Linked DNA regions of Homo sapiens: region 2 is linked to region 1. Evidence: chromatin loops called from intact Hi-C (ENCODE). Cell type or tissue: mammary epithelial cell. All regions are shown on one strand. Each heading gives the region's core, and the rest is flanking DNA. Links, peaks and the distances in the headings are about the cores only. Region 1 has its middle 70 kb from the start of LINC02199. Region 2 has its middle 45 kb from the start of MIR4636.

Region 1 (16,754 bases), core at 5,928-13,927:
CACCTTCCTATGTGCCGTGTGTAGAGTGGCCAAAATTAAATTCTCATGTATGGATCCCCCATTCACCTTTTGAAAGCACTTCATGTATTTCATTGTGTGTGAGTTAAAATAAATAAACAATGCTTCATATGCCCTTTGAGGCCCTGCATGACTAGAACAAGACTGTCTTTCTACATCCAACTCCTGACACTTCCTTACTTTTCTTTATAATGTCCAGCCATGGTGGCCCCTTTTCTCTTCTGAGAACATTGTCATGTGCTGTTCCCACTCCTGAACTAACATCCCCCCTTCACCTCCCTCACCTATACCCTTCCTGCCCATCTCAGCCTACATATTACCTTGGAGACCACTGTCACTAATTTCAGACTCAATCTTTCTGCATCCTAGGTATTTGTTTGAATAGCTGCATATTGTTTTCAATTACAGAACTTATCACAATTTACAGTTAAAATTTACTTGTTCTTTTATTTGGTTAACGTTTGTATTTTCTGAAGCCAAAATAATAGTAATACTTTTATTCATAAAGGTGGTTGCACTGTTTGTCACAAAATCCAGAATATAATTTGTGAAATAATTGTTTGAAAGGATACATGACCTATAGTCCTCAATAATGATATACTAAGCTCCTCAATAGAATACAGTGAAAATAAAGAAAAGGTATTTATAGTATGTTGCCATATTTTTCCTTTTGGTTATAATCTAAATTATCTTTAATTCTCAGAATAAAATCAGTACCTTTTGCCTCTGTGTGTATGTGTGTGTAATTCAATGTGCCTTTTTGTGCATTTGAATCTTATAAACATCTGTGGGAGTAGAAAGGGATAATCATGCCCATTATATAGGTGTCTAAAATCCAATTTTTACTATGTATTTTTTGAGTAATTTTCTTCACATCAATGACTTTTTTTTATTAAATACTGGCCATTGTTTAATTCGTCTTCTTCTTCCAACACAAGTGCAATATTCTAAGTGCCTTAATAAATAAGGAAGTCGGATTTTCCGTGCAGCCTCTGCAATGCCTGGGACCCTAGAAGCTTTCTCACCTCTACAGAAAGAAGGACATTTCTACTTCTGTACAGAGTTGTAAAAAATGAATATAATATGGCAATTATACTGCTTGGCAGAGGAATCATTATATTATTCTTTTGTTTTGTTTCTGAAATGTTGAGTAATTTTCTTTATAGCAGTGACCTGTTTTTGATTAATACTGGTCATTGTTTAATTCATCTTTTTCTTCTGACATAAGTGCAATATTCTAAATGCCTTAACAAATAAGGAAATAGGATTTCCCATGCAGCCTCCACAATGCCTGGGATCCTAGAAGTGTATAACATTTCAAAAACAAAACAAAACAATACAAAAGAATAATATAATGATCACTCTGCCAAGCACTATAATTGCCACATCACATTCATTTTTTACAACTATGCACAGAAGTAGAAAGGTCCTTTCTGTAGAGGTGAGAAAACTTGAAGCTCAGAGAAATTAGGGAAATTGCCTGTAGCCATATAAATGATATTTGTAAGTGTTAGAATTTGAATCCAACTGCCTGTGACTTAGTCCAAAGCTCATGCTTGTTCCAATAAGCAATATAATGTTAGGACTGTGAGGATAAACTTCGATGTCTCCAAATCATTCAAATAAAAGAAATGCATTTACATTGAATCAAGAATATTTATATCTTACAAAACACTCCATTTCCATATGTACTATGATACTAGACTGTTTTTAGAAACTAGTGCCTACTAGTTCCTTCATATTAAAAGTGGATGAGAAGAATATTTTCTTCAGATCAGTTCTGATGTGATTTCAAACAAGCTTGAAACAAGGTGACCAGACAGTGCTTTCAGTTGACCTGTCTTTATCTTTCTATAGGTACAAAAACTGGCCTCCAAAGGACTGCTTGTATTACCAGGGCCTGGATGTGATCTGACAGATTTATAAGTGAACAAAAGTTCAAAAAGTGCTTCTTGAAAGTATATATAAACAAAAAAACTTATTACTCATTTAATGTTTAAGAATATATTTTACTGTTTTCTGTCATTGTATTGAACTTGTATCAAATGAATGACATGACTCCTTATTCAAATATTTTCCCATATTGATTAAAAAAGAAATGTAGCTGGTTGCAATGTATTAATCCCTTTTAGTATGGAACTTTTAAATATCAAGGAAACCAATAACAGGAATGTCATTTTGTTTCTACCTTGTCTGATAATATACCACCTTATTAAGAAAATATTCCTTATTCAGGCCGGATGCAGTGGCTCACGCCTGTAATCCCAGCACTTTGGGAAGCTGAGGCGGGTAGATCACCTGAGATCAGGAGTTCGAGACCATCTGGCCAACGTGGTAGAACCCCGTCTTTACTAAAAATACAAAAATTAGACAGGACATGTCTGTAGTCCCAGCTACTCGGGAAGTTGAGGCAGGAAAATCACTTGAACCCAGCAGGAGGAGGTTGCAGTGAGCCAAGATCACACCACTGCCCTGGGTGACAAGAGTGAAACTCCATCTCAAAAGAAAAAACAAAAACAAACAAAAAAATTATCTATTCAATTCAGGAAATAATATTTCATAGGATGTCATTTTATATCAAGTACTGTGTTAGCCGTGTTCCTATGTAACAAAGAAATGTATTATAGCAGATACACCTATAACAAAGGAACCACAGAAGGTAACGATGCATCAGCAGAAAGCAGTACTGATTCTGACTGTGAATGAGACTTCCTGAAAGAAATACATGGCTACTCTATCTATTTATTTGAAATACTTAATTGAAAAACAAAAAGTGAAGACATTCAAAGTGCACAATGCGATGATTTGATATAGGTATACATTGTGTAATGGTTATCACAGTCAAGTTAATGTACACATCCATCATCATCCCTGCTGTACCTTACACCCCCAGGACTTGTTCGTCTTATAACTTGTTCTCAAATTTGTACACTTTGACCAACATCCCCCCATTTCCTCCCACCATCATGATCAGATATCTCCTCACACCAGTTAGGATGGCTATTATGAAAAAACAACAGGAGATAACAAGATTCACAAAGGTGTGGAGAAAATGGAACCTTTGTACCTCATTGGTGGGAATATAAACTGGTGGAGCCATTATGGAAAATACTATGGAGGCTCCTCAAAAAAAGTTAAAGTTAGAGCTCTCATGAGATGGAGCAATTCCACTTCTGAATATATATCCAAAGGGAATGAATGAAATCAGTGTGTTGAAGTGATATCTGCACCCTCATGTTTATTGCAGCACTATTCACAATAGCCAAGTCAAGGAATTGATATGGTTTGGATTTGTGTCCCCACCCAAATCTCATGTCCAGTTGTTATCCCCAGTGTTGGAGAAGTGGCCTGGTGGGAGGTGATTGGATCATGAGGGTGGATTTCCCCCTTGCTGTTCTTGTAGTAGTGAGTGATTTCTCACAAAATCTTGTTGTTTAAAAGTGAGTAGCACCTCCCACTTTGCTCTCTTCCTACTGCTCCACCCATGTGCCTGTTTCCTCTTTAGCTTCTTTCATGATTATGTTTTCTGAAGCCTCCCGGTCATTCTTCCTGTACAACCTGTGGAACTGTGCATCAATTAAACCTCTTTTCTTTATAAATCACCCAGTCTCAGGTAGTTCTTTATAGCAATGCAAGAATGGACTAATACAGGAATCAACCTAGGTATGCATGGATGTATGACATAATAAAATTGTGGTATATATAAGCACAATAGAATATTATACAGGTTTCAAAAAGAAGGAAATCCTGTTCTTTGGGACAACATAGGTGAACCTAAAATAAGCCAGACACAGAAAGGCTGCTCCATCTTAACTGCACAAAACTGGAGCATGGAAGGGCATGAGCCCAGGAATGGGAACAACTGAGCATGGGAATTTGCTGAGATCACAGTCTGTTCATACAATGGTGGGAACTCAGGCTGGAAGAAGAACTAGGAATAAGATTGTGAAGGGCCTGGAGAGTCCTGATGGGGATTCTCAAACACAGTCAAGTTTGAGAACCACTGCTTTTCTCAAACACAGATATCTTCTGTTTTTGTTCACTCTGGGCACGAGCATGCTGCAGGCAGAGAGCATTTGTCAGGTTTCACTTTCTTTTGGGTACTCTTGTCAGGACGTTGCTGCATATTCATTGCCCTAACAACCCTATGAATTAGGTGCTGCTATTACGCCAGCTTTAATGATGAGGAAACTGGCAGCGGGTGCAACTTGTATAAGTGACAGAATGGTTGTGGGTAGGGCCAGGACTTACATCTAGGCTTTCAGTGGCCATGATACCCATGTGCCTGGTGAGCCTGGGTTTCCCAAGGTTGGTCTGAGCCCACATCATACAATGAGGTCTGGTTTTTCTCAAGCAGTTTATAGAATACTGGTTCAATTACAGTCATGGTAAAGTGGCTCCATATTAAAAAAAAATACCTGTTTGTGATAATACAGAATTCTAGACCCTCCTCAATAAAGTGCTTGTGAAATCTCTTAGCTGAATTTAAATAAGAAAGAAAATGATCTCTATTCTGATTGTTCTGACCAGAATTTATTTTTCACATCTTCTGATCTTGTTTTCCTGCAACAATAGACTACTCATGTTTTCTAAGTTTTGGGTTTCAGAGCCCCTTTGTATTCTTAAAATATTAATGAGTTTTCCAAAAGAGCTTTTGTTTATAAATGTTATGTCTATTTATATATTCCATATTATAAATATAACATGCACACAAAATCACATTTGTGAATATGATCTCCAATCTCATACGAAGTATGGCTTAAGTATTAAGAAGCAGCCAAACTCAAAGTGTCAGCTGTAACTTTCCCAAAACTCTAATTTTCACTTGAAAGCTCAGATTTTATCATTGAAAACATGTATTATCAGCTGTTTCCCTTGGTGCTAATGGCTTACTTTATACATTTTAAAGAAAAAATCTGCCAAATATTTATGTTTAAATAACCATAGTTTGTCTGCCCTTCTTTCAAATATAAAAGGTGGTTTCTGGAAAAAATGGCTTGTACAATTTGCAACTCAAGTAATCACACAACTGACTTATCTTGAGATAATCACTGAATTTCTCATTTTAACAGGTAAAATATTTTTAAAAGGATGAATACTAAAGGGTTGAGATTTGATAATTGTGATAGTTAATAAAGTGTCAAATTGATTGTATTGAAGGATGCAAAGTACTGTTCCTGGGTGTGTCTGTGAGGGTGTTGCTAGAGGAGATGAACATTTGAGTCAGTGGACTGGGAGAGGCTGGCCCACCCTTAATCTGGGTGGACACTATCCCCTCAGCTGCCAGCGTGGCTAGGAAAAGCAGGCAGAAGAAGGGGAAAAGAGTGGACTCGCTGAGTCTTCCCGCCTTTACCTTTCTCCCATGCTGGATGCTTCCTGCCCTAGAACATCAGGCTGCAAGTTCTTGTCTTTAGACTCTTGGACTTACAGCAGTGGTTTGCCAGGGGCTCTCAGGCCTTCCACCACAGACTGAAGGCTGCACTGTTGGCTGCCCTACTTTTGAGGTTTTGGGACTCAGACTGAGTCACTACTGGCTTCCTTGCTCCTCAACTTGCAGACTGCCTATCTTGGGACTTCACCTTGTTATCATGTGAGTCAATTCTCCTTAATAAACTCCTTAATAAATGTGCATGTGAATTCTATTAGTTCTATTAGTTCTGTCCCTCTAGAGAGCCCTAGTACATTAATTGTAATAATTTTTGATGCATTCGTTAAGTATAACTTATTTGTTTTCTTTAGTGGGAGTATGTGGTGGGGAGGAATATAACTGCTGCCTACAGAGTTTTGTGCCATTGCCTTGATCCATAAGCCACCATTGCTTTTTGCATCATCAATAAAAACATCAACACAATTCTGGGATAAACCAAGGTATCTCAAAATGGTTATTTGATACTTGGAATATTTCAGCACCACTTGATGTTTTTGTTAGGCACTCACATGGTAGAAAATATTTCCCGATGATTGTTTCTCATATTGGACCAATGCAAGCAAAATAACAAGTCCCGCCACATGTACACATTGAGCCATTTGTAAGGCAAAGGGAAATTCTGTTGACGAGATATTACCCTGAGACTTTGGGTTTTCAGCAAAATGCTTGAATCAACAAGTTACTGTATGGTGGGAAAGTGGCCCTGGTTCTTATGTTGCATTTTCATCCAGCAGGCATTCAGCAGTGTGCCTCAGCTATTGCATGTGGTCCTTCAGCCAAAACAATGCAATAGCTCACCTTGGAAAATGCTGCCCTCGCTTTCTTATTTGTGGTATGCAAGTCTGTAACAAATAATTATTCATGGATCTGAAAGAGTTCATCATAGCTCTGGTTAGCATATTCAACTTCCTTTTCTTTATTCTTTGATTGATTGATCTCAAAGTGATGCTACGACTTACCTGGTACCATAACATTATTCAAAAGGTTCCATTGCATAAGATTATAGTAAATTATTAACATTTATAATGCCAGCAGAAAATAGCTTTCATCATATTTCAATTTCTTATATATAGTTTTACCCATTTTTTAGTAGAGTATGTCCTTTAATAAGTTAGAGAACTCTCTGATAAGTCAACTCTGAAGAGTCTCTTTAGACATAGATGATAGAAGTATTATAATCCCTTCTAAAGCCAATGCTGAATCCTTGAATAGAATACAAATTAATTATCTTGTATTTTACAATAATACATTACTAGGTTCTAAAATAAATAATAGTATAAATAAACTTAAAAAATTTAAATATGTTTTCCAAAAAGTTATATTGCAAAATGAGACAAAAATTATACTTGCTTCTTGTGTTTCTCCGTACAACTAAGAAAAATCACCAGATTTGGGAAAATTACGTACTGAACAGTAATGAGGCTAAAGAAAATTTAGCAGGTATAAACAAAGATAGAAAGAACAAGATGGTAGGAGTACTGAGAACAAACTAGTTAATCTCTGACACTGAACGTAAGAATACTCTAAATGTAATACATTAGAATGCTCTAGAATACACATGAATACACAGACACACATTCTGTTATCAGACTGATGATGACATCACATGATGTATCCTCCAGCGAACTCAAGTCTAACTACAACAGAATGAAAGTGGAAAAGGCAAATAATGTCATTGAATTCTTTTTGCTTTGATGTTGCATACTGCCTGGAAGAGACACAGGATCTCTCTGGGGTCTTCAGGTCCCATTCTGAAGACCTCTCATTTTCCACTATTTTTGATTACTTCTCCTTAGAGGTAAGTGTGTCAATCTCCTTTTCCTGGGAATGGTAGAGTACAACATGAAAACAAAATTCACCTATTAAGCAGGACACATATTTTGTGACATTTTCTGTGTAGCACTCATAAAACTCTCTGTCAAGGAAGAGAGGTTTCAGGGCCATGGGATCTTCTTCCTAAAGGGACATAATAATTCAACTGCCCTAATTTTATAGATAATGAAAGTGAGTGCCAAAAAAGAAATTAATATTTAAAAATCACGGCCAGCTGGATGAGGAGGTGAAACAATTGGCCCAGTTTTACTTTTGTCTTGCTTGTATTAATTGTAGTATTAAACATATTTCAAAGTACATTCATGATTCTACCTAGAGTATAGTTTATTTAGTGTTCCCTTAGGGTACATATGCAATGAACTACAATTTAACTATCTATCTCCCAAAACACTCCATTAGCCATGCACAGAAACACTGTTTGACCTAAACTTAAAAAGTAAAATAAAATCCTCAGCTTCTACTTCAATTAACCGTTGACCCTGTTGTACATATGATAGAACAATAGCAGGATTCGACTTGATGCATCTTTCTAACCTCAGGATTTAGTTGACTGCAGAGGAGGAAGTCCTCACCTTTCTTTTATGACCTAGTCCTATTTAATTACCCCTACTCCTGAATACATTTTCTCTGTTATTACTCATTATCACTACACCATACTAATTTACTGGCTGCTCAGAATAATCAAAAGTCTTTAGCATGCATACTCTGACCACCAAGAAACTCTCACTTTGCAGAAAATTCTTCCTGGATGGTAGAGAATGTCCTAGCAACCAAAACATGGTACTTTTTGGTACCACTTCATTTAGCCAGGTCCACCACTCCTCCCTGTTGCTGAGCTCTGCCTTTCTTTCCCCAAAATATCCTAATGACTAAATAAGACATGCATGTAAAATCCTTAGCACGATGCCTGGCAAACGCTAAGTACACAATTTTTGTGCACTATTACTGCCTCATTTTTGTGAAGATGTAAAGGTTACTGTTCTTATCTCTCCATGGAGTTGGCACAATTTCTGTGTGATGTCTACAGAAGGGGTTTTATGTTTTCTGTGTCATAACTTCGCCACCCTGGACATATCTTTATCTACTCTTCCTGTTACCTGGTATCACACACCTTAGATTAATATTTAAGTATAAGTACATATGCTTAATGTCACACATCTGACATATTGTGTTCAGAATTTATATTAAGCTATAAATATCACCTCTGAGAAATCACAGTATTCTGAAAATCTATTAAAACATTCACATCATAATATCCAAATTGTGTAGTATTTGTTTTTCCCAGTTATGAAAAGTGTTCCTCAATGCATGCAACTGAGATACATTTAAATCAAAAATTCAATCATAAATATTTAATAATAACAATACATGGATGAAACAATTGCTTGTCCATTTGGATTTGTAAACCATTTTGAGGAATACCATCTAATGAGGATCTATACTTTAATTGCATCTTACTAAACCAGGACTTCTGAACTCGGCTGAGTTACAAATCATTATACTCTTGTTTTGAAAGACTTTCATTGCTGCCAACAAATCCTTGTCATAAATAAGATAAACTAGAAAGTAAATTTTTCCAGGACAACATCCTCTTATGACATTCAGAATAGATTTAGTTGTTTTATGATAAATGTTGAAGTAAATACCATTAAATAGTCCAGTTTTCTGTAGTTTCAAATTCACTACATGAATATTTCTTTTGTTCCTTTTCAACAATGAAACAGAATCCCTGCAGTAGAGTCATGCACTAGTACTGAACAAGAAATGTTTTGGCAAAGACGAAGGCATGCTATATGATGGAGAATATAGTATTTTACCAGGTGAATGGCTTTGCTGAGAGGTCAGTTCATCAAACTTCCACTCCAGTGGGCCACCTGTCAAGTCATTCTGAGCTACAGAAGTTGGGCATCCCTTAGCTGGTTCAGATGCCTCCGGTGGTTCCACGTCACTGGAGAGAAGAGTGCTAAAGCTCTGGATAGGAAGAAGGACAGGCCCCTTTGTATGTTCCAACTAAGGAGATACTCTCCTCAAGCACAAGCTTTGTGGCTCCAAGGAGTGACAAACCCATATCCCCTCTTTCATCTCATGCCCAGGTGACCAGGTGCCTGGAGGTGGGCTGGTCTCCTTTTTGCCAAAGACATGCAGGATGTTCCAAAAGATCCAGTCTAAACCCAGCCAACCATGAGTCATGTGCACTCTCTCTGTGACACTGGGAAAGTCACCTATCCTTCTCAATTTCTTTCTTACAGAGGAAAAATATCTCCACTTTAGAGTTGTTGGGGTGGACTCTCTGCTGCCCCCGGTGGAGAGAAGCTGAACTGCTCCTATGTCTCCCTCACTCTTGTGCCAACCCTAAGGAGGCGCTAAGAAGTCTGGAGCTCTAAAAAGCGCTCACAGAAAACAAAGAAATAAAACTGCAAGCTTTTCCATGGAGATGCTCCTTTTGACGTTTCCAGACCTAGCACAGGGCATCCTGCATACTTCCACTACCTGTAGTCACGGGACCTGTGTCCAGGGAGGCACCGAGGGAAGAGAACACAGAGATGAAGGATTCCAACAACTTTTTCCCTGAATTATCATTTAATTCTTACTTCTGTTCTGTGATGGCTGGTCCCATCATCCTCATTCCATAGATGAGGAAATAGAGGTTAAAGAATTCTTCACCTCCCCAGCGACTTCTCTACTGAGGAGAGAGCAATGAGTTACAGAGAGGAACAGTGCTGCTTTGCTGTGGGGTCTCCCCAACTCCTTTCTCATGTCCCCTGGTCATGGCAGGTAAATGGGAGAGAAACCCACAGCCATGGCACTCCTGTCACCACGGTACCCCATGCAGGGAAAGCCAAGTGGCTACAGGTCGCCCGGAGTAGTAGGAGGAGTAAATAATCTGATATCAAGTGCTTTCTTATAGTCTGTTAAACAATTGTTGAATCTATGTTTTCCAGCAGAAGTACGTGCTTTTAAGCCGTGGTTTTTCCAGGAAGTGCTGACATTAACGTATATGACTATGTGTTTTATTCTTACACACAAACACACATAGCAATATCGATCTATTAATAATTGAAGGAGATTTGAAAAAAAAAGTCCAGATTCCATCCTACTGTCCAGTTTGATTTAAATGTGAATTCCAAAAAGCTAACATCATAACCAGACTAAAATAATAACCTCTTGCTTTATGTAAACTTTGAACAGATGACACATTGAATACCTGTGACTCAGAAATTTTTAATTTAAACTCTATGTTGTAAATTCAGCTTCCTAATAGGCCTTTGTGCCTCTACAGTGGTTTAAGGTGACTCACATCTTTCCCATAAATTATTTCAATTCAAACTCTCAAAAAATTCATTAAGTAGTGAAGGTAGGTGTTCGGTTTGTGTTGCTTTAAATAAAGACACTGAGGTTTTGGGAGGAAAATGTGGCCGTAACTTTTCATGCTGAATTTAGAGTCCAGGTTAACATATTTTCTACTAAAGCATGATGTATAGATGAGATAATCTGACTGAAATTAAGATTAGGCAGTTTGCTCTTTAAGTTTAATAGTTACAAGTTTTGTAGTTCACTAGAGGAATCGTGTCACTAATAAAAATATAAATTGAAAGAAATCAAATTGTATCATATAAAATATTTAAAATATAATTACTACTTTCAGTCTCTATTGTTTTGGGAACCCATTTGCTGTCAATGGTGGACAGCTGTGGGATTTTGCTTATACCAGGGAGTGCCCGTTTCCAGATTTTTCTGTCCTGTTTCCCTCTTTGTGAGCTTTGTGGTGGTGAATCATCCGTGCCTTGCCCCTAGTAGACATCATTCCATCATTGCCCAATGCGGAGCTCTGGGGTTAATGAGCAAACTCCACGTGCGAGACTCTGCTGCAAGCGCTCCAGGTGTATGCACTCATTTGATCCCCACGCAAAACAACCCTATGAGGTAGGCGCTATTATCATCATATTTTACAGATGAGGGTCTTGGTTGAGGTTAATTAAGAAGCTGAAGTTACATGACCAGTTAGTGGCAGGACGTGGTTAGAGCCCAGGTGTTCTGGATCCCCATCTCTTGCCATTAACGTCAGTGCCACACAGCCTGGCCTGTCACAGTGCCAGGGCGAGCTGTTGCATACACCCACAAAGGCGCTACACTTGCAGAATGACCCAGTTGCTCTTGTTCATTCTGAAAATAGTTTCAAAGTCAAACTACTTGTTCTGAAACCATTTATATTGATTTTGATCATATAATTTAATTTTGTAATTTGTAAATAGACAGGTTCAAATTAAGAAAGGCATTATCTTATTCAATTATGCCATGTTTAATAAAGAATACTCTGCCCAATTATCAAAGTAATGAGAGAGAAGATGAATTAGTTTGTCCACTTTCCCAGTGGGGCACAGTTGAGGAGTAAAACCTCAGTGGGTAGAGAGGGGCAACTAATCTCCTGTGGCCACTGTGTTATAGGGCATGATACTGTGCCTCCCTCCCTCAAGAAGCCTAGTGTCCAGCCGCTGGGAAGCCAGGCATCTGAAGTTGAATAACACTGTGGGACAGCAGGTGAGGGGGAAACAACCTCTGAGGGAGAACGGCGCAGAACAGAAGTGCGCTTCACAATGAAGGCAGAGCCCATGGAGTCTGTAGCAGGCAGAGGCCTTCGTGAAGATGCAGGCTGCAAACTGGGCTTCCAAGGTCCGTGAGTGCTGAGAGGAGGGTGAAGCCTGCCTGGCAGGGAGAGAAGCAAGGACAGAGGCGTGGATTGTTGGGGTAATGCATAGTGATTGGAAGATGTATAGAGATGGCTTCACAGAGAAAGGCAGGACCTAGGAGAGAAGTTCAAGATGAGATTAAAGGGTAAACGGGAGCCCAGTTCAGGAGGAACTTGAATAGTAGACTGGGTGAATGTTATTTTTTGAACTTTTAGAAAAAGAGGAGAACACAAATAGTTCTTGCATACCTCCTATGAGACAGTCATGGTACTTAGTGTTAGAAATACAGTCTCATTTAATTTTCATAAATCTTTAAACAGAGAGGTTTATTGCCATTTTACAAAAAAAGGGAACTGAGGTGGAAAGATGAGAATTAATGTGCCCCCAGTTCTTGCCAATTGGTACAAGCCATACATTGTGAGCTCCACTTTGCCTTTTTACACTGATGGAAGTTGAGACACTTCATCTGTGACTTTGGGAAGATGTGTGTTGGTTCAACAAGTACCTTGGAAATGTGACCAGACAAGAACCAACACATTTGGTGGCTGAATTCTAAACACATTTTCCAGGAATTTTGCTGATATACAATTTGAAAGAGGCCTTTGAAAATACGGAGTTGTTTCATTGCCTCTTACTTCTGTAAGAGTAGGGCGTTCCTCTGGCAGGCTTCCAAATGGAATGCATTTTAAATCACTGCCACTGGCTGACTTCAATAATGCCTCAGGGAAAGAAACTGGAGACCAAAATTCTACTCTATAATTAGTTCAAACTCTTCTGACAAGTTATCTTTCCATAATAAATCAGAGAAAGCTGGAAGCATGATAAATTTAATTATAATTGATTGTGTGAGTATTGTCATTCATTTGCATATTGACCATGTCCCATGGAATAATTTTTCTTACCTACTTAAGTGTTAAGACCGAGGAAGAGTCAAATTATGGAAACATCTGCCCATAATTAAAAGGGAAGCTGCTCTTTGGGACAAGGTCTGCTATGTAAAGTCAACTTCTACCAGGCACTTATCTCTATCACTGTACATTGTCCACATAATTAGAAACAACCTGATTCTCTCAGCTTGGAGGGCTTGTCGAACAAGTGGGAGTATTTCCAGCAGATTGAAGGTAGAACCTACTGCTAACTGCTTAGTGAGGGAGTAAAGAAGTGACCCTGAGGTCACACCCTGGAGATACAAGTGCCCCACTCGCCTTGGTGCTGATGGGTTCTCTTGCTCAGTTGGGCCATAGGGGATCCATACTCTCTGTCTCTTCAGTCCCCGTGGCACAGTCCAGTTCCGAGCAGGGCTGTTTCCCTGAGTATGGAGTTATCAGGACCCGGGACTCGAAGCATTCTCACACCTGGGGATGCAGAGAGCTGCTCCTGAGCATTCTCCCAGGGGAGCAATGGGAACTTCCCATGAAGCCAGTGGGAAACTTCTCTTTATATTTCATTGGCCCAGATGCTGCTAGGTCTCCCATCCAGATCTCAACACTGGCAATGAGAATGGACTAAATCTTGTTGTTTAGATTATTTGGGGGGACACACCTACAAAGGGTTGTGAGTTATTGAATCAATATTTGAAAAAATATCTAGAACAAAATAAGGGTGGTAGAAGGGTTGCTAAATGAGTGAATGGTGAATAATGAATGTGTGGATAGAACCTGCTTCTGATAAATTACCTGAATATAAAGACCACTTGAATAAAATTAGAACTGGTAGGAGGAACTACTTAAGAAATAGATAGGTACTCAGTAGGCAATAAATTACATGTATATGCATGTGCCTGTCTCTATATGCGTGTGACTGTGTGAGTTATTAAAGAGAGAAGAAACTAACTAGTGCTATTTATTTAATTGTTTTTGGTGGTGCAAATGGTACGGGAGCCAGAGCTTCATTATCAAAGAATAAAGCAGCACCATCTCCGGCTCCTACCTTTTTATTTAATGGCTCTCTTTCTGGTTGTGAAGGCCTGAGGCTTTGAGGATGAGTTACGAGGGGGAAATAGTTTCTGTGCTTCCAGCTCACTGGAGGCCATTGTCCTGAGTTTTCTAGACCTGAGATGGCTGCTTAGAGCTGAGGCAGCAGAAGTGACTGACTCAGGATAGGAGAGAAGGCTGTCTCTGAACTTAGGGCATGAGAAGGATGGGAGATTCTGAAAGTTCTGGGATGCATTGAGTTGATGTGCACTGTGATCGAATGCACAAAATCAGGAGGCTGAACTCAAAGGTGTTTGATAAAAACCCATGGTTGCCACAGAGAAGGGAAACCCTTGATTCTAATGGAGCACACACGCTCCATCTCTGTCTGCAGCTCTAAGAGGACATTGTGAACTTAGTTGAGATCATTGCCGAGGCCGGCTTATGGCAGCACAGACCAGCAGGATCTTGTACAACCTGCACGGGGAGGGAGCAGTGAGTATACAACAGGAATAGTGATTGAGACTGGATTTCCCAATTCCTAGGCAGGCGAGGGTCAGAGCAGATTTAACTTAAGTGAAGTAGAAAAAAGCAACTTTTGCCACAGCAAGTGTTGCAAGACAAAATGCACATGTAACTGATTTTATTCTTAATCCAGTACACCATGCTCGGCACTAGAAACGACAGTGTTCCATGATTGGTTAAGTGCACTCCCAACACTCATCTTCTGACGATCAAATTAACACTAATGGCACCATACTTTAGAAATGACTATTCCTTTTTTGATATGGTTTGGCTGTGTCCCCACCCAAATTTCATCTTGAATTGTAACTCCCACAATTCCTGTGTGTCCTGTGAGGACCTGGTGGGAGGTGATTGAATTATGGGGGTGGGTCTTTCCTGCACTGTCCTCTTGATGGTGAGTGAGTCTCATGAGATCTGATGGTTTTAAAAACGGGAGATTTTCTGCACAAGCTCTTTCTCTTTGCCTGCTGCCATCCATGCAAGATGTGACTTGCTCCTCCTTGCCTTCTGCCATGATTATGAGGCCTCCCCAGCCATGTGGAACTGTAAGTCCAATAAACCTGTTTATTTTGTAAATTGCCCAGTCTTGGGTATGTTTTTATCAGCAGCACGAAAATGGACTAATACACTTTTAAAGTAGTACATAGTCTTATTTAGCTTCCAAAACAACATTTAAGGAGAAGTAGGGCAAAAAATATTATACCTATTTTAGGGAGGAGAAAACTGAAACTCTGCTTGAGTGATTTACGCCATTGGCAGTAGTGAGATTTGAGCATGGGTGATTGAATTCCAAGGTTAGTGGTCTTTCTCACTGGCCTATCTACCTCTGTCATATTGTCTTTCCAATTCTATTATAAAACAATAACTGCAGGAATCAAGCTGGGATATCCATTTTTATTACTTGTGTGAGTGTAATGAATGAATGAATGACTTTGTTGCTAATGACTCCCCAGATGGGCCCCTGTCAACCTCTAATAATTGAAATTTACATTTATTGTTGGTGAAATCTAGGTGCTTTCAATACAATGATTGCTTGAGGGAAGAAAGAAAAGCTGACCTCTCTTACCACATAATCTGTTTTTATGGCTGTTTTCTTCATGGCTTCCAGCCCTCTATGCACCTTTTATTTTATCTGAGTAATATTCATTTCAATGAATGGTTCATTTATTATATTATAAAATATTAGATGCTTCTTTCTAGAAGCAACGTTGTCTTACTTTTCCATAGATTTATTAGTGTGAGTATAAATTGCTCTGGAATATATTTTGAGCATCTTTTTTTCATCATTCGCATAAGATGCCAGTAATTTATTCTCTTACATGTAACGAAATGACAAAAGTATTTTTAAAAATTCTCATTCCATGATAATGTGTCATTCAGTGGTCTGTTATGGGAATATCTAATAATTTACAGAAAGGCATCCAGGGTAGATGAAACAAGAAATTAAGTAAAATAAGATAAAACAATTCTCCCACCTCCAACATACACATGCATATCAAAGCTGGTCACTCTGCAGACATAGACAGGTGCAAAGGCTTTTTCTCTAATTGGTAGAATCAGGAATTTAGTCCCATGCCTTGGGACTATATAAGAAATGATCTCGTCATGAGGTGTGGCTTGCTTTGTAAGATTATTATATGCTGCCCTAAAGTAATAGTAGTTTCAAACACTTGTCAGTGTATCTAGGCAATGTCCAAGACATCTAAGCTGATAAACTTGCTCCTGAAACAAGAAAATTGTTTAAAATTCCCACTATTTATTATGCATCAGCATAAAATTTTTTTTTAGAATATGTGGTGAAGAGAGAGTAGGATGCAATCAAGCAGTGGATTTGGGGATAGGATGGGGCAACCCTAGATTATGTGTTTTCTTCTCCTGGGGTCTCAGTGCTAGTGTTTCTTTTCTGTGAATTTCCTGACACTTGTCTGTGTCTGGTATATTTTAGTGCCCTGAGAGTTCACATAACTTATCTCAAATTAAGTGACTTAATTGGTAAGGTGAAGGATTCTGGTGACTTTAATTACCAGTTACAGGATAATGATAGGTTTAAAATTATATTATAGGTTAGAGATATAAAATTATAATTATATAACTATAGATGTAGGATCATATTTCCAGCTTAGATACCTTTATTGAAATATAGACAGAAATATTCAACCATCAACTGGATATCTTTACCCAGATATACTATAAGCACCTCAGTCTCAACATGTCCACAGTGTATCTACTCACTTCCCCACCCAAATAATTCTTCCTTTCATAAGCCCCTCCTGGGATCATAGCATGTCCATTCACCTTGTCTTCCAGGCCTTAAGACAGGAATTTCCAGGGATCTTTGATTCTTCCCCT
Region 2 (16,754 bases), core at 3,767-11,766, 100 kb before region 1:
CTAAAAGGTTCCCTGAAACCCAGCTCTAATCTGGGGAACAGATGAATGACTGCAAAATAATGATGCATGCATTGATGCTCTTGAGAGGCATCCTCTAAGCTGGGGCCAGGCCGGGCATTATCCATCTGTTCAACCTCCCAGGAGAAGCTCTGGACCTCACTGGGGACAGCATAGGGCAACACCTGGGAAATGTGAATCTGTGGTTACAGACAGGGAGAGGAACTGAAGTTGTCTTAAGGAAAGAATAATACAGAAAAAAAAAAAAAAGGCCAAATGCTTGGTGCAAGACCAGCCCTCAGCAATTATAAGGTTTTTGTCTGGCTCTGCCTCTGAGTGGTGGCATTTTGACCTGAATAAATCTGGGAAAATTTGTAAACCAACTTGTGTCATCCAAGTGCCTGGAGCAGTACAAATGGAGGCACACAGGCAAGTCTCGATGTGAACTGAAAATATAATCTTACATCTGGTTTGGCCAGCTTAGCTGTTATGGGCTGGAAATTTGTGCTCCCACCCTCCACATATATATGTGAAAGCCCTAATCCCTAGTGTGGCTGTATTCAGAGATGGGACCTCAGAGGAATAAACTGAGGTCAAATTAGAACATCAGGGTAGAACCCTGAACCAATAGGATTAATTTCCTTATAAGAAGAGACACAAGAGAGCTTGTTTGTGCTTTTTCACTCATTCATGCCCCTCCCTGTCTCTCCCTGTGCTGAGGAAAGATGACAAGAGGACAGAGAGAGAAGGTGGCATTTTTCAGGCCAGTAAGAGTCCCCTCGCAAGAAACTTAACTTGCTGGCATCTAGATTGTGGACTTCCAACATCCAGAATTGTGAAAACATGTCTATTGTTAAACCATCCAGTCTGTGGTATTTTGTTACAGCAGCCCCAGAGGACGAATATAATGGCTATATGGGAAAAAGATGCTGGAAAGCTCACTGCTTCTAACTAGGGGTGTACCAAGGAGTGGCAGACAGTCAGTTCAAATCCATAAACATTTTAAAATTCATGAGTTACAGTGATAATGCAAATAGGAAAAGGATTCAATTCCCTGCTCTCAGAAAATTCTCAATATAATTAGAAAAAATGAGACCCTAAGAATTAAACATAACAGAATGTGGTTAGAGTTATGCCACCACAGGAAGCCCGGGGCAGAGTGATGGGGTCACGCTGGAGCTGACAGTAATTTCCTGAACAGTTTGCTCTTTGAGATGGGGTTAGGTCTTTGGAATGTTTCACATTTTAATGGTTTAAGATAATTAAGATCACATATTCTGAAATGTTTTCTCCCACACTCTTGTGGTATGTATTCATTTTCTCTAAAACATTTAGCTTATTATTTTCTTTTTAAATTTTTTGAAGAGAAAAATTTTTAAAATTTCCACATGCCCTTGATAGTACTAACTATAATATATAATGATTGATTGATAGATAGATAGATTTAAATCTTTTAAAGCACACGTTATCTCTTAAGGAATGGAATCCTTGTAATAGCCCATGTGGGTTGCGAAGTAAGGCGTGACTGTCCTCTGTAAGAATGAAGATCACTTGGTGACATCTGTAAAGTCACACAGCAAAGTCAAGGCTGCTTAAGGCTAAATCAAAACTTTCCTATCACAGTCTGAACACCTGTTCCCTAAAGTGTTTAAAGTCATCTGAAGTCCTTTAAAATGTCAGCCTGAGGGAGAGAAAAAGGGAAGGAGAGGGGAATGGAGAGAATAAAACAGAGAGAGAGACACAGGTAGAGACACAGCGGTAGAGAGAGCCTGAAAGACAGATAGGTGGAGAATCAGTCTGCGCTCTGGTAATTAAGTAACTTCCTCAAGAGAAGAGAAAGTTCCTCAAGAGAAGAGAAAGTTGCCAAAAAGAAAGGGGCTCCGCTACAGCGCCCTGGGCACCTTTCCTTCCCAGCAATCCTTGAGGCTATCAGTATTTCTCTGTGTGATCCTGTGATGAAAGTCCTGTCCTTTATACCCTAAGCCTGAGGAGGCAAGGACAGCCTCTGTCTTTCTTTGATTGCCCTTCCTTGGGCCTGCTGAGAGCCCTATACCTAGAAGGTGCTCGGGAGATATTTGCTCAGTGGGCAAGGGACAGAGAGAAGGGCTCACCAGGTGTGCACACTTGCACAGGTAAGGACAGCAGCTTGAGGGGCTCCATTCTGAATCTATGAGCTGCTCACATTTGCCCAGTGGGCCCGGGGAATACACACTCACAAGTAAGTGTGCCAGCTGGAGAGGCTCAGTTATGGACTGGGTGCTTATGTCTCCCACAAATTCACGTGTTGAATTTTACCCCCAAGGTTATAGTATTAAGAGGTGAGACCTGGAAGGTGATTAGGTCAGGATGGTGCAGCCCTTATAGAAGATGCTCCAGGAGCTCTCTCTGCTCTCCATCATGGGAGGACACGGTGAGAGGATGGCCCTCCACAAGGCAGGAAATGAGCTCTCACCAGACACCATCTGCCAGGCGCTTCATTTTGGACTTCCCACTCTCCAGAACTGTGAGAATTAAGTGCTGTTTAAGTCATGGTATTTTGTTAAATCTATGTTTTTGTTGTTGTTGTTTTTATTCTTTGTGTTTTTTTTTTGAGATGCAGTCTCGCTCTGTCACCAGGCTGGAATGCAATGGCACGATCTCAGCTCACTGCAACCTCTGACTCCCTGATCCAGGTGATTCTCCTGCCTCAGCCTCCCACGTAGCTGGGATTACATGCACATGCCACTACGCCCAGCTAATTTTTGTATTTTTAGTAGAGACAGGGTTTCACCATGTTGGCCAGGATGGTCTCTAACTCATGACCTTGTGATCTGCCAGCCTCAGCCTCCCAAAGAAGTCTATGGTATTTTGTTATAGCAGTCTGGACTGACTAAGGCAGGCCTGATTCTGAATTTAGAGCAACATTTTTCATGAACTTCTAGTCATTTTGACTCAACTTCTGACACATACATTTTTTAGCCCATACTCATAGGGATAGGTCATTTTTAAAGTATCTGAAGCTTAATTCAGACAGCCTTTTGAAAGAAAAGAAATATAAAATGAACACTAAAAAAGTCCAGTAGAAATGTGGATTTTAGTTTTGGAAAAGAAATCACAACAAACTTCACTTTAAAAAATCTGATAGAAACTATATATCTAATAATTTCAAGGAATAACAATATTTGTGTTAACTGCCAGACATGTCTTTATTATGTTTCTTATTTGTGTATACTTTGACTTTTCTATCATATGATAGCCTTTTTTTATTGCCTGAATAGAAAATAATTGTTAATTAAGGTTGATTTATTTATATCAATTACAGCTTGTTATGTATAATCAGATGTAAATGTGTGTTTTTTATTTGTATCAATTACAGCTTGTTATGTATAATCACATGTAAATATTTGGTATTTTTGTCAAATTTTGGAACACTCCTATCAACTTTCATTCATGTATGAGCTAAGAGATTAGGATAATTAACTCCACAGACTAGCTTTACCGTTCACGTACTTCAGGGGCCATGCTCTGGAGGACAGCGCCTCTGATCTTGCCTCTTCACATCAGCACATTAATGACATGACACATGGACGTTGAGGACTCCCGTGCTACTGCAAGATGGCCCACAGAAACTTTACTGCACGTGGCAGTGTCTGCAAGCCACATGCATGCATTTCTCTAAACCTAAACTAAATCTATCCCAATCTCAGTTTCCCCTTAGAACCTCCCAGAGATGCCCATAGCCATTCCAACATCACCTACCTCCAGGGAATATGTGATATAAAGAAAGTTGGAGAAAGTTTTAACTGCAGCTAAAATCATTTAATTGATCACATTTTAGAAAACCACATGACCATGTGGGAATGAGAACTCCTGATGCTCCTGAGACTTTAATCTGAGGATACTCCATCTCTGTACTCCTAGGTGCAAGGTTCAGGCTGGATAATTGGATGCCAGTGTTGACTAAGGCAGCTGTGGATGATTCCCTTTCAAAGGACCTGGACATCCTATGGCAGAGAGGAGGTGTGGGCTGAGTTTTGCTAGTGTCTCTGTCCATTACTGTTTGGGTGATCTGGGGGCTGTTTGCATTTACTATGACTCAGTTTCTCATGTGTAAAATGGGGATAATAAGAACATCTTAGATTACAGGTTTATCTTGATGATTATTGAGTTAATCCATATGACACTAAGAAAAATGCTTGACTGCCTAGCAAGTGCTCAACAAATATAAGTCATTGTTATTATTGCTTTTATAAAATCTGAAAAATGATGTAAATAACCTTTAAATATATGATACTTTATTAAAACTCCTTGTGGCAATTGGGATGTTGAACATTCTTTTAAATCCCATAGCATTTGAATAAAGGAAATGTGATTTCAAACTGAGTAAATACCAGAACAGATATGTTTCCATAGCAGGGAAATGGAGAGTCAGGTTGGTCAGAAGTCTATTTTGGGGATTGATTAAGGGTTCCGTAAAACACAAGCAAGTTATGATTATCCATAACAGAAGTGCCATTGTGAAGACTGATTCTCCATTTAGATCCTTGGTTGCTCTGTTCTGTGGAGTACAGGAGTACATGGCAACTCCTTAGAGCAAAGTCGTTTCCTGGCTTCCCTGGAAGATGGAAGGAATTGTTCAAACACAAAATACTCTTTTAGCTCTTATGAAGAATGGCTTTCTGTACATTTAAGGTAACATTCTCATTACTAGATTGTATTGTTGAAAAAAAGACAGTGAGGTACTTCAATTTTTTCAAAAATTATGAAAAAAATGTATTTTCCTTGGTCAGTAGTCATGGTTGTTGTTTATCTTGGGCTCTCTGCTTTTGTGATCAGAGAAGGAAAGAGTTTGGCAGGTAGCTTTTTGCTTGTTATGGTAATAGTTTTTTTCTGGTATATTTTTCTTTTACCAAATGAGATAATGTTGGGAAACCATAAAAGGTAAAAAGAACAGAAATACAACCTCTGAACTTTCCTTCAGAAAATGGAGGGTAAGGTCGTTAACAGACCACACAAGCTACTCAAGAATGAGAAGAAAAATCTGCCAGCAAAAACGTATTTCATACCAGGATATGCTTTTTCCCATTTGATCATTGAGTTTGATTTTTCACTGATTAATATTTTTTCAAAAGTTTTACAGAAATTATAAATGGGAGAGTTTTTCAAATATACCAAACTTCAGATGGTGGGGATGGTAGGAGTTCCCAAAGCATTTTACTGGGTAGAGAGGCTACTAGTGTGAAATATATGAAAGAGTTAAGTCAGCTGGAACTGAAGGGCACAAGTTTTATTTGCAGTAAGATCCTAAAATGATTTGGTAATATTTTATTATTTTATTTTATTTTTTGAGAGGAGTCTCCCCCTATCGCCCAGGCTGGAGTGCAGTGGCGCGATCTCAGCTCACTGCAAGTTCCGCCTCTTGGGTTCACGCCATTCTCCTGCCTCAGCCTCCTGAGTAGCTGGACTACAGGCACCCGCCACCATGCCCGGCTAATTTTTTGTAGTTTTAGTAGAGACGGGGTTTCACCATGTTAGCCAGGATGGTCTCGATCTCCTGACCTCGTTATCCACCCGCCTCGGCCTCCCAAAGTGTGGGGATTACAGGCATGAGCCACCACGCCCGGCCTCATGATTTGGTATATTTTAATTGCACACAAAAACATAAATACAGAGCATCTTTTGCTGAATCTGGTGTTTGAAGGTAATGGAAAAATAATTTTTTTAGAAAACAAAGTAAATGTAAATGTGTTTTTACATATTGTGTTTCAGCCCAAAGGGAGAGCTACCAATAACAGAATCAAAAGTCTAGAAACTCATGACCAGCCAATACTGAAGTATTTGGAATGTTCTTGCATGGATTCCATTTTTCCCATAGGGTAGAGCCATGTCCACTGCCACCTTGGTGACCAGGGGTGGCACCAGTTTCCAGGCAGCAGAGCTGATTGCCAATCCAGCCTTGGCTGTCCAGTGGTGGGGCCTTAGTCAGATGACCAAAAGCCATGAGATGAGAATTTTTTTGAGAATGAGGGTGAGGATAGCCACCACACTGAATTGTGGAAGATCAGTCTAGGGATGTAGGTAAGACCCATGATCCTGGGCCTAGAAAGAGCCTCGCTGATTGTTTTGAAAGTGAAACAACTGGAACATTTTTGAAATAATTTAGTTTGTGTTTCTTCTTCCAATTATCTTGATTTGACAAGTGACCTCCATTATATGAAGACAAGAAGATATGACTGAATGAGAAGAGAAATAAGAAAAGAGAAGCATTTATTTGGGTATTTCTTAATAAATGCTGAACACACCTTGGCACAGGCATTTTTAAAGCCTAATAAAACGTTTAAAATGTCTATCATGCTGGCCCTCATTAATCCAGCCATTTTCCCATGTCATCTCTGCTTTTATAAAAAGGTTTTCAGAACCGCTCCCTACACATGCAGTGATTGTATTACTGTGTTCAAAGACATGGCTACGTGATGCCATTCTTCCATAAATTCAGAGTTTACTCATGCACATTCACATGTCATATCCAGCAGACATGCCAACATTCTCCGACCCAGTTCACCCTGAGGGAGTGGCAGGAGTTGGTTGGGGTGGAACAGATGTGCTCATGCAGCTGAGGGCACTAGCAAGGTCACCAAACTTAAATGAGTTTATTAATTACCAGTGAGCAGCCCCACTCTTTGCTGAGTGTTTTCAGGTGTGCAGGACTACTTGAGGATTCATGTGGTGTGGAAGATCGAAGTCTACTCTGTGCAACTTTGGGGAAATGATCAAGGAAAAGTATTCTCAAGGCTTTATTGTGAAGTGGCTATGCCCATCACGAGGGAAATGAAGAATAATTGGCCACTTGCCTGAAAACGCAGGAATGGAGCAAGTACTTACTGAAGGGCAGATGTTGAAAATCGGGGTTGTACATTTTATGCAAAGGAAAGAGTATTAGCCAATGAAAAGGTATGTAAATGCTTGTGGCATGTTGCAGTGGCTGGTAGTAAAGAGGTGAGTCTGATAGGAATGGAGCTTGTTTATGGGGAGAGAAGAGAAGAAAAGAAGGAAGTTAGCAAGATCAGGAGGAGCCCTACAATGAAAAGCTTTAGCTATCTTTCCAACAAAACAAAAAGAAAAAAACAAAAACAACTTTTATTCCTGAACAGTGATTTTGTTCAGTAGCACTTCTTTCTCTTGAAAACAAAACAAAACAAAACCAAAAAGTGAACCACAAATATGTAGAACAGTTAAAGGTTAAAGGTGGAGCTGGTATGGCTTTGGTGTGAGACAGGTGTGACTTTCTTTGCTATTATCCATGGCCCAGGGATTTAGATTCCCTAGCAATCTAAATCTGTAAATCACATTGTTGCCTCTGGAAGAATTGGCACCCTGGAAGCCATCACCGGGAAGCCATAGTCCATTCATAGACCCGATGCAATAACTACAGCACAACTGCGTGAAAAGGCAAGAACCACTCAACCCCTTCTCCTTCACCCTTAGTGGCAAGTCCCGCTTTTCTGGGGGAGGGGCAAGTACCCCAACCCCTTCTCTCCATGTCTCTACCCCTTCTCTGCTTTTCTGGGGGAGGGGCAAGAACCTCTCAACCCCTTCTCCTTCATCCTTAGTGGCAAGTCCCGCTTTTCTAGGGGGCAAGAACCCCAAATCCCTTATTTCTGCACCCCAACCTCTTATCTCTGCACCCCAATTCCTTATTTCCATGCCCTGCTTCACACGAACATGAGTGAAATTTGGTGCCATGACTTGGATCAGGGGACCTCCCTTGGGAGATCAATCCCCTGTACTCCTGCTTTTTGCTCTGTGAGAAAGATCCACCTATGACCTCAGGTCCTCAGACTGACCAGCCCAAGAAACATCTCACCAATTTCAAATCCAGTAAGTGGCCTCTTTTTACTCTCTTCTCCAACCTCCCTCACTATCCCTCAACCTCTTTCTCCTTTCAATCTTGGCACCACACTTCAATCTTTCCCTTCTCTTAATTTCAATTCCTTTCATTTTCTGGTAGAGACAAAGGAGACACGTTTTATCCGTGGACCCAAAACTCCGGTGCCAGTCACGGACTGGGAAGGCAGCATTCTCTTGGTGTTTAAAAATTGCAAGGACGCCTCTCTGATTATTCACCCACGTTTCAGAGGTGTCAGACCATGCAGGGAAGCCTGCCTTGGTCTTTCACCCTTAGTGGCAAGTCCCACTTTTCTGGGGGAGGGGCAAGTACCCCAACCCCTTCTCTCCATGTCTCTACCCCTTCTCTGCTTTTCTGGGGGAGGGGCAAGAACCCCTCAGCCCCTCCTCCTTCACCCTTAGCAGCAAGTCCCACTTTTCTAGGGGGCAAGAACCCCCAATCCCTTATTTCCATATCCCGACCTCTTATCTCTGTACCCCAATCCATTATTTCCACACCCCAACCTCTTATCTCTGAGCCCTGATCCCTTATTTCTGTGCCCCGACCTCTTATCTCTTTGCCCCATCCCTTATTTCCGTGCCCCAACATCTTATCTGTGTGCCCCAAACCCTTATTTCTACACCCTGACCCCTTTCCCACTTTTCTGGAGGGTAAGAACCCCCAAACCCCTTCCCTCCGTGTCTCTACTCTCTCTTTTCTCTGGGCTTGCTTCCTTCACTATGGGCAACCTTCCACCCTTCATTCCTCCTTCTTCTCCATTAGCCTGTGTTTTCAAGAACTTAAAACCTCTTCAACTCACACCTGACCTAAAACCTAAATGCCTTATTTTCTTCTGCAACACCACTTGGCCCCAATACAAACTGACAATGGCTCTAAGTGGCCAGAAAATGGCACTTTCAATTTCTCCATCCTATGAGACCTAAATAATTTTTGTTGAAAAATGGGCAAATGGTCTGAGGTGCCTTACGTCCAGGCATTTTTCACACTTCTTTCCTTCCCTAGTCTCTGTTCCCAATGTGATTCCTCCCAAATCCTTCTTTCCCTCCTGCCTGTCCCCTCAGTCCCAACCCCAAGTGTCGCTGAGTCTTTCCAGTCTTCCTTTTCTACAGACCCATCTGATCTTTCTCCTCCTCCTCAGGCTGCTCGTTGCCAGGCCAAGCTAAGTTCCAATTCTTCCTCAGCCTCCGCTCCTTCACCCTATAATCCTTCTACCACCTCCCCTCCTCACACCCAGTCTGGCTTACAGTTTCGTTCCGTGACTAGCCCTCCCCCACCTGCCCAGCAATTTACTCTTAAAAAGGTGGCTGGACACTGCTGCTGATACCCAGGCAAACGGGGTCTGGAGGAGACCTCCAGCAAACTCCAACAGACCTGCAGCTGAGGGTCCTGACTGTTAGAAGGAAAACTAACCAACAGAAAGGACATCCACACCAAAAACCCATCTGTACGTCACCATCATCAAAGACCAAAGGTAGATAAAACCACAAAGATGGGGGAAAAAACACAGCAGAAAAACCAGAAACTCTAAAAATCAGAGCGCCTCCCCTCCTCCAAAGGAACACAGCTCCTCACCAGCAATGGAACAAAGCTGGACGGAGAATGACTTTGATGAGTTGAGAGACAAAGGCTTCAGAAGATCAAACTACTTTGAGCTAAAGGAGGAAGTTCGAACCAATGGCAAAGAAGTTAAAAACCTTGAAAAAAAAATTAGACAAATGGCTAACTAGAATAACCAATGCAGAGAAGTCCTTAAAGGACCTGATGGACCTGAAAACCATGGCACGAGAACTACGTGATGAATGCACAAGCCTCAGCGGCCAATGAAATCAACTGGAAGAAAGGGTATCAGCGATGGAAGACGAAATGAATGAAATGAAGCGAGAAGACAAGTTTAGAGAAAAAAGAATAAAAAGAAATGAACAAAGCCTCCAAGAAATATGGGACTATGTGAAAAGACCAAATCTACATCTGATTGGTGTACCTGAAAGTGACGGGGAGAATGGAACCAAGTTGGAAAACACTCTGCAGGATATTATCCAGGAGAACTTCCCCAATCTAGCAAGGCTGTCCAACATTCAAATTCAGGAAATACAGAGAATACCACAAAGATACTCCTCGAGAAGAGCACCTCCAAGACACATAATTGTCAGATTCACAAAGTTGAAATGAAGGAAAAAATGTTAAGAGCAGCCAGAGAGAAAGGTAGGGTTACCCACAAAAGGATACCCATCAGACTAACGGCTGATCTCTCTGCAGAAACTCTACAAGCCAGAAGAGAGTGGGGGCCAATATTCAACATTCTTAAAGAAAAGAATCTTCAACCCAGAATTTCATATCCAGCCAAACTAAGCTTCATAAGTGAAGGAGAAATGAAATACTTTACAGACAAGCAAATGCTGAGAGATTTTGTCACCACCAGGCCTGCCCTAAAAGAGCTCCTGAAGGAAGTACTAAACATGGAAAGGAACAACCAGTACCAGCCACTGCAAAAACATGCCAAATTGTGAAGACCATCAAGCCTAGGAAGAAACTGCATCAACTAACGAGCAAAATAACCAGCTAATATCATAATGACAGGATCAAATTCACACATAACAATATTAACCTTAAATGTAAATGGGCAAAATGCTCCACTTAAAAGACACAGACTGGCAAATTGGATAAAGAGTCAAGACCCATCAGTGTGCTGTATTCAGGAAACCCATTTCACATGCAGAGACACACATAGGTTCAAAATAAAGGGATGGAGGAAGATCTATCAAGCAAATGGAAAACAAAAAAAGGCAGGGGTTGCAATCCTAGTGTCTGATAAAACAGACTTTAAACCAACAAAGATCAAAAGAGACCAAGAAGGCCATTACGTAATGGTAAAGGGATCAATTCAACAAGAAGAGCTAATTATCCTAAATATATATGCACCCAATACAGGAGCACCCAGATTCATAAAGCAAGTCCTGAGTGACCTACAAAGTGACTTAGACTCCCACACAATAATAATGGGAGACTTTAACACCCCACTGTCAACATTAGACAGATCAACGAGACAAAGTTAACAAGGATATCCAGGAATTGAACTCAGCTCTTCACCAAGCAGACCTAATAGACATCTATAGAACTCTCCACCCCAAATCAACAGAATATACATTCTTTTCAGCACCACACCACAGCTATTCCAAAATTGACCACATAGTTGGAAGTAAAGCTCTCCTCAGCAAATGTAAAAGAACAGAAATTATAACAAACTGTCTCTCAGACCACAGTGCAACCAAACTAGAACTCAGGATTAAGAAACTCACTCAAAACCTCTCAACTACATGGAAACTGAACAACCTGCTCCTGAATGACTACTGGGTACATAACGAAATGAAGGCAGAAATAAACATGTTCTTTGAAACCAACCAGAACAAAGACACAACATACCAGAACCTCTGGGACACATTCAAAGCAGTGTGTAGAGGGAAATTTATAGCACTAAATGCCCACAAGAGAAAGCAGGAAAGATCTAAAATTGACACCCTAACATCACATCATTAGGGATCTAATGACACCCTAGAGAAGCAAGAGCAAACACATTCAAAAGCTAGCAGAAGGCAAGAAATAACTGAGATCAGAGCAGAACTGAAGGAAATAGAGACACATAAAAAACTTCAAAAAATCAATGAATCCAGGAGCTGGTTTTTTGAAAAGATCAACAAAATTGATAGACCGCTAGCAAGACTAATAAAGAAGAAAAGAGAGAAGAATCAAATAGACGCAATAAAAAATGATAAAGGGGATATCACCACCGATCCCACAGAAATACAATCTACCATCAGAGAATACTATAAACACCTCTACGCAAATCAACTAGAAAATATAGAAGAAATGGATAAATTCCTTGACACATACACCCTCCCACGACGAAACCAGGAAGAAGTTGAATCTCTGAATAGACCAATAACAGGCTCTGAAATTGAGGCAATAATTAATAGTTTACCAACCAAAAAAAGTCCAGGACCAGATGGATTCACAGCTGAATTCTACCAGAGGTACAAGGAGGAGTTGGTACCATTCCTTCTGAAACTATTCCAATCAATAGAAAAAGAGGGAATCCTCCCTAACTCATTTTATGAGGCCAGTATCATCCTGATACCAAAGCCGGGCAGAGACACAACCAAAAAAGAGAATTTTAGACCAATATCCTTGATGAACATTGATGCAAAAATCCTCAATAAAATACTGGCAAACTGAATCCAGCAGCACATCAAAAAGCTTATCCACCATGATCAAGTGGGCTTCATCCCTGGGATGCAAGGCTGGTTCAACATATGAAAATCCATAAACATAATCCAGCATATAAACAGAATCAAAGACAAAAACCACATGATTATCTCAATAGATGCAGAAAAGGCCTTTGACAAAATTCAACAACCCTTCATGCTAAAAACTCTCAATAAATTAGGTATTGATTGGACGTATCTCAAAATAATAAGAGCTATCTATGACAAACCCACAGCCAATATCATGTTGAATGGACAAAAACTGGAAGCATTCCCTTTGAAAACTGGCACAAGACAGGGATGCCCTCTCTCACCACTCCTATTCAACACAGTGTTGGAAGTACTGGCCAGGACAATCAGGCAGGAGAAGGAAACAAAAGGCATTCGATTAGGAAAAGAGGAAGTCAAATTGTCCCTGTTTGCAGATGACATGATTGTATATCTAGACAACCCCATCATCTCAGCCCAAAATCTCCTGAAGCTGATAAGCAACTTCAGCAAAGTCTCAGGATACAAAATCAATGTGCAAAAATCACAAGCATTCTTATACACCAATAACAGACAAACAGAGAGCCAAATCATGAGTGAACTCGCATTCACAATTGCTTCAAAGAGAATCAAATACCTAGGAATCCAACTTGCAAGGGATGTGAAGGACCTCTTCAAGGAGAACTATAAACCACTGCTCAATGAAATAAAAGAGGATACAAACAAATGGAAGAACATTCCATGCTCATGGGTAGAAAGAATCAATATCGTGAAAATGGCCATACTGCCCAAGGTAATTTATAGATTCAATGCCATCCCCATCAAGCTACCAATGACTTTCTTCACAGAATTGGAAAAAACTACTTTAAAGTTCATATGGAACCAAAAAAGAGCCTGCATTGCCAAGTCAATCCTAAGCCAAAAGAACAAAGCTGGAGGCATCACGCTACCTGACTTCAAACTATACTACAAGGCTACAGTGACCAACACAACATGGTACTTGTACCAAAACACAGATATAGACCAACGGAACAGAACAGAGCCCTCAGAAATAATGCCTCGTATCTACAACTATCTGATCTTTGACAAACCTGACAAAAACAAGCAATGGGGAAAGGATTCCCTAATTAATAAATGGTACTGGGAAAACTGGCTAGCCATATGTAGAAAGCTGAAACTGGATCCCTTCCTTAAACCTTATGCAAAACTTAATTCAAGATGGATTAAAGACTTAAATGTTAGACCTAAAACCATAAAAACCCTAGAAGAAAACCTAGGCATTATCATTCAGGACATAGGCATGGGCAAGGACTTCATGTCTAAAACACCAAAAGCAATGGCAACAAAAGCCAAAATTGACAAATGGGATCTAATTAAACTAAAGAGCTTCTGCACAGTAAAAGAAACTACCATCAGAGTGAACAGGCAACCTACAACATGGGAGAAAATTTTTGCAACTTACTCATCTGACAAAGGGCTAATATCCAGAATCTACAAAGAACACAAATAAATTTACAGGAAAAAAACAAACAACCCCATCAAAAAGTGGGCAAAGGATATGAACAGACACTTCTCAAAAGAAGACATTTATGCAGCCAAAAAACACATGAAAAAATGCTCATCATCACTGGCCATCAGAGCATTGCAAATCAAAACCACAGTGAGATACCATCTCACACCAGTTAGAATGGCAATCATTAAAAAGTCAGGAAACCACAGGTGCTGGAGAGGATGTGGAGAAATAGGAACACTTTTACACTGTTGGTTGGATTGTAAACTAGTTCAACCATTGTGGAAGTCAGTGTGGCGATTCCTCAGGGATCTAGAACTGGAAATACCATTTGACCCAGCCATCCCATTACTGGGTATATAGCCAAAGGGTTATAAATCATGATGCTATAAAGACACATGCACACGTATGTTTACTGCGGCACTATTCACAATAGCAAAGACTTGGAACCAACCCAAATGTCCATCAATGATAGACTGGATTAAGAAAATATCACACATATACACCATGGATACTATGCAGCCATAAAAAATGATGAGTTCATGTCCTTTGTAGGGACATGGATGAAGGTGGAAACCATCATTCTCAGCAAACTATCACAAGGACAAAAACCAAACACCACATGTTCTCACTCATAGGTAGGAATTGAACAATGAGAACACATGGACACAGGAGGGGGAACATCACACACCGGGGACTGTTGTGGGGTTGGGGGAGGGGGGAGGGATAGCATTAGGAGATATACCTAATGCTAAATGACGAGTTAATGGGTGCAGCACACCAACATGGCACATGTATACATATGTAACAAACCTGCACGTTGTGCGCATGTACACTAAAACTTAAAGTATAATAATAATAATAATAAAAATGTGGCTGGAGCTAAAGGCATAGTCAAGGTTAATGTTCCTTTTTCTTTATCCCCAATCAGATAGCGTTTAGGTCTTTTTCATCAAATATAAAAATCCAGCCCAGTTCATGGCTCATTTGGCAGCAATCCTGAGACGCTTTACAGCCCTAGACCCTAAAAGGTCAAAAGGCCATCTTATTCTCAATACATATTTTATTACCCAATCTGCTCCTGACATTAAATCAAACTCCAAAAATTAAATTCCGGCCCTCAAACCCCACAACAGGACTTAATTAACCTCGCCTTCAAGGTGTACAATTATAGAGTAGAGGCAGCCAAGTTGCAACGTATTTCTGAGTTGCAATTCCTTGCCTCCACTGTGAGACAAACCCCAGCCACATATCCAGCACACAAGAACTTCCAAATGGCTAAATCACAGTGGCCAGGCATTCCTCCAGAACCGCCTCCCCCAGGAGCTTGCTGCAAGTGCCAGAAATCTGGCCACCAAGCCAAGGAATGCCCGCAGCCCGGGATTCCTCCTAAGCCGTGTCCCATCTGTGCAGGACCCCACTGGAAATCGGACTGTTCAACTCACCTGGAAGCCACTCCCAGAGCCCCTGGAACTCTGGCCCAAGGCTCTCTGACTGACTCTTTCTCAGATCTTCTCGGTTTAGTGGCTGAAGACTGATGCTGCCTGATCGCCTCGGAAGCCCTGTAGACCAACACGGACGCCGAGCTTTAGATAACTCTCACAGTGGAGGGTAAGTCCGTCCTCTTCTTAATCAATATGGAGGCTACCCAGTCCACATTACCTTCTTTTCAAGGGCCTGTTTCCCTTGCCTCCATAACTGCTGTGGGTATTGACAGCCAGGCTTCTAAACCTCTTAAAACTCCCCAACTCTGTGCCAACTTAGACAATACTCTTTTAAGCACTCCTTTTTAGTTATCCCCACCTGCCCAGTTCCCTTATTAGGCCGAGACACGTTAACTAAATTATCTGCTTCCCTGACTATTCCTGGACTACAGCTGCATCTCATTGCCACCCTTCTTCCCAATCCAAAGCCTCCTTTGTGTCCTCCTCTTGTATCCCCCCACCTTAACCCACAAGTATAAGACACCTCTACTCCCTCCTTGGTGACCGATCATGCACCCCTTACCATCTCATTAAAACCTAATCACCCTTACCCCGCTCAATGCCAAAATCCCATCCCACAGCATGCTTTGAAAGGATTAAAGCCTCTTATCACTGGCCTGCTACAGCATGGCCTTTTAAAGCCTATAATCTCTCCTTACAATTCCCCCATTTCACCTGTGCTAAAACCAGACAAGCCTTATAAGTTAGTTCAGGATCTATGCCTTATCAACCAAATTGTTTTGCCTATCCACCCCATGGTGCCAAACCCATATACTCTCCTATCCTCAATACCTCCCTCCACAATCCATTATTCTGTTCTTGATCTCAAACATGCTTTCTTTGCTATTCCTTTGCACCCTTCATCCCAGCCTCTCTTCACTTTCACTTGGACTGACCCTGACAACCATCAGGCTCAGCAAATTACCTGGGTTGTACTGCTGCAAAGCTTAACAGACAGACCCCATTACTTCAGTCAAGCCCAAATTTCTTCGTTATCTGTTACCTATCTCAGCATAATTCTCATAAAAACACACGTGCTCTCCCTGCTGATCATGTCTGACTAATCTCTCAAACCCCAACCCCTTCTACAAAACAACAACTTCTTTCCTTCCTGGGCATGGTTGGATACTTTTGCCTTTGGATACCTGGTTTTGCCATCCTAACAAAACCATTATATAAACTCACAAAAGGAAACCTAGCTGACCCCATAGATCCTAAATCCTTCCCCACTCCTCTTTCTGTTCCTTGAAGACAGCTTTAGAGACTGCCCCCACCCCAGCTCTCCCTGACTCATCCCAACCCTTTTCATTACACACAACCAAAGTGCAGGGCTGTGCAGTCAGAATACTTACACAAGGACTGGGATCACGTCCTGTAGCCTTTTTGTCCAAACAACTTGACCTTACTGTTTTAGGCTGGCCATCATGTCTCCATGCAGTGGCTACTGCCATCCTAATACTTTTAGAGGCCCTTAAAATCACAAACTATGCTCAACTCACTCTCTACAGCTCTCATAATTTCTAAAATCTGTTTTCTTCCTCACACCTGATGCATATACTTTCTGCTCCCTGGCTCCTTCAGCTGTACTCACTCTTTGTTGAGTGTCCCACAATTACCATTGTTCCTGGCCC

Evidence for each region. A loop is a pair of places that touch in the nucleus more often than their neighbours do. Peaks named below come from ENCODE experiments on the same cell type or tissue, not always from the same donor. Only the 100,000 strongest peaks of a DNase experiment are listed, where the experiment ranks them.
Region 2: a loop joins it to region 1, with 2.5 times the contacts of the local background. A loop is called at or near these places in 1 of 110 quality-filtered maps.

What each region holds. Positions count from the first base shown.
Region 1 is chr5:8,901,085-8,917,838 of GRCh38, reverse strand. No RefSeq gene overlaps it. Among named protein-coding and RNA genes, the nearest start is that of LINC02199, 70 kb to the right of the region's middle. In mammary epithelial cell, for the core only: a CTCF peak has its summit at 9,596; DNase peaks (open chromatin) are centred at 10,518, 11,078 and 12,628; H3K27ac peaks cover 3,554 bases.
Region 2 is chr5:9,000,225-9,016,978 of GRCh38, reverse strand. No RefSeq gene overlaps it. Among named protein-coding and RNA genes, the nearest start is that of MIR4636, 45 kb to the left of the region's middle. RefSeq lists an enhancer at 2,161-3,360. In mammary epithelial cell, for the core only: no CTCF peak of the experiment used is centred there; a DNase peak (open chromatin) is centred at 6,888.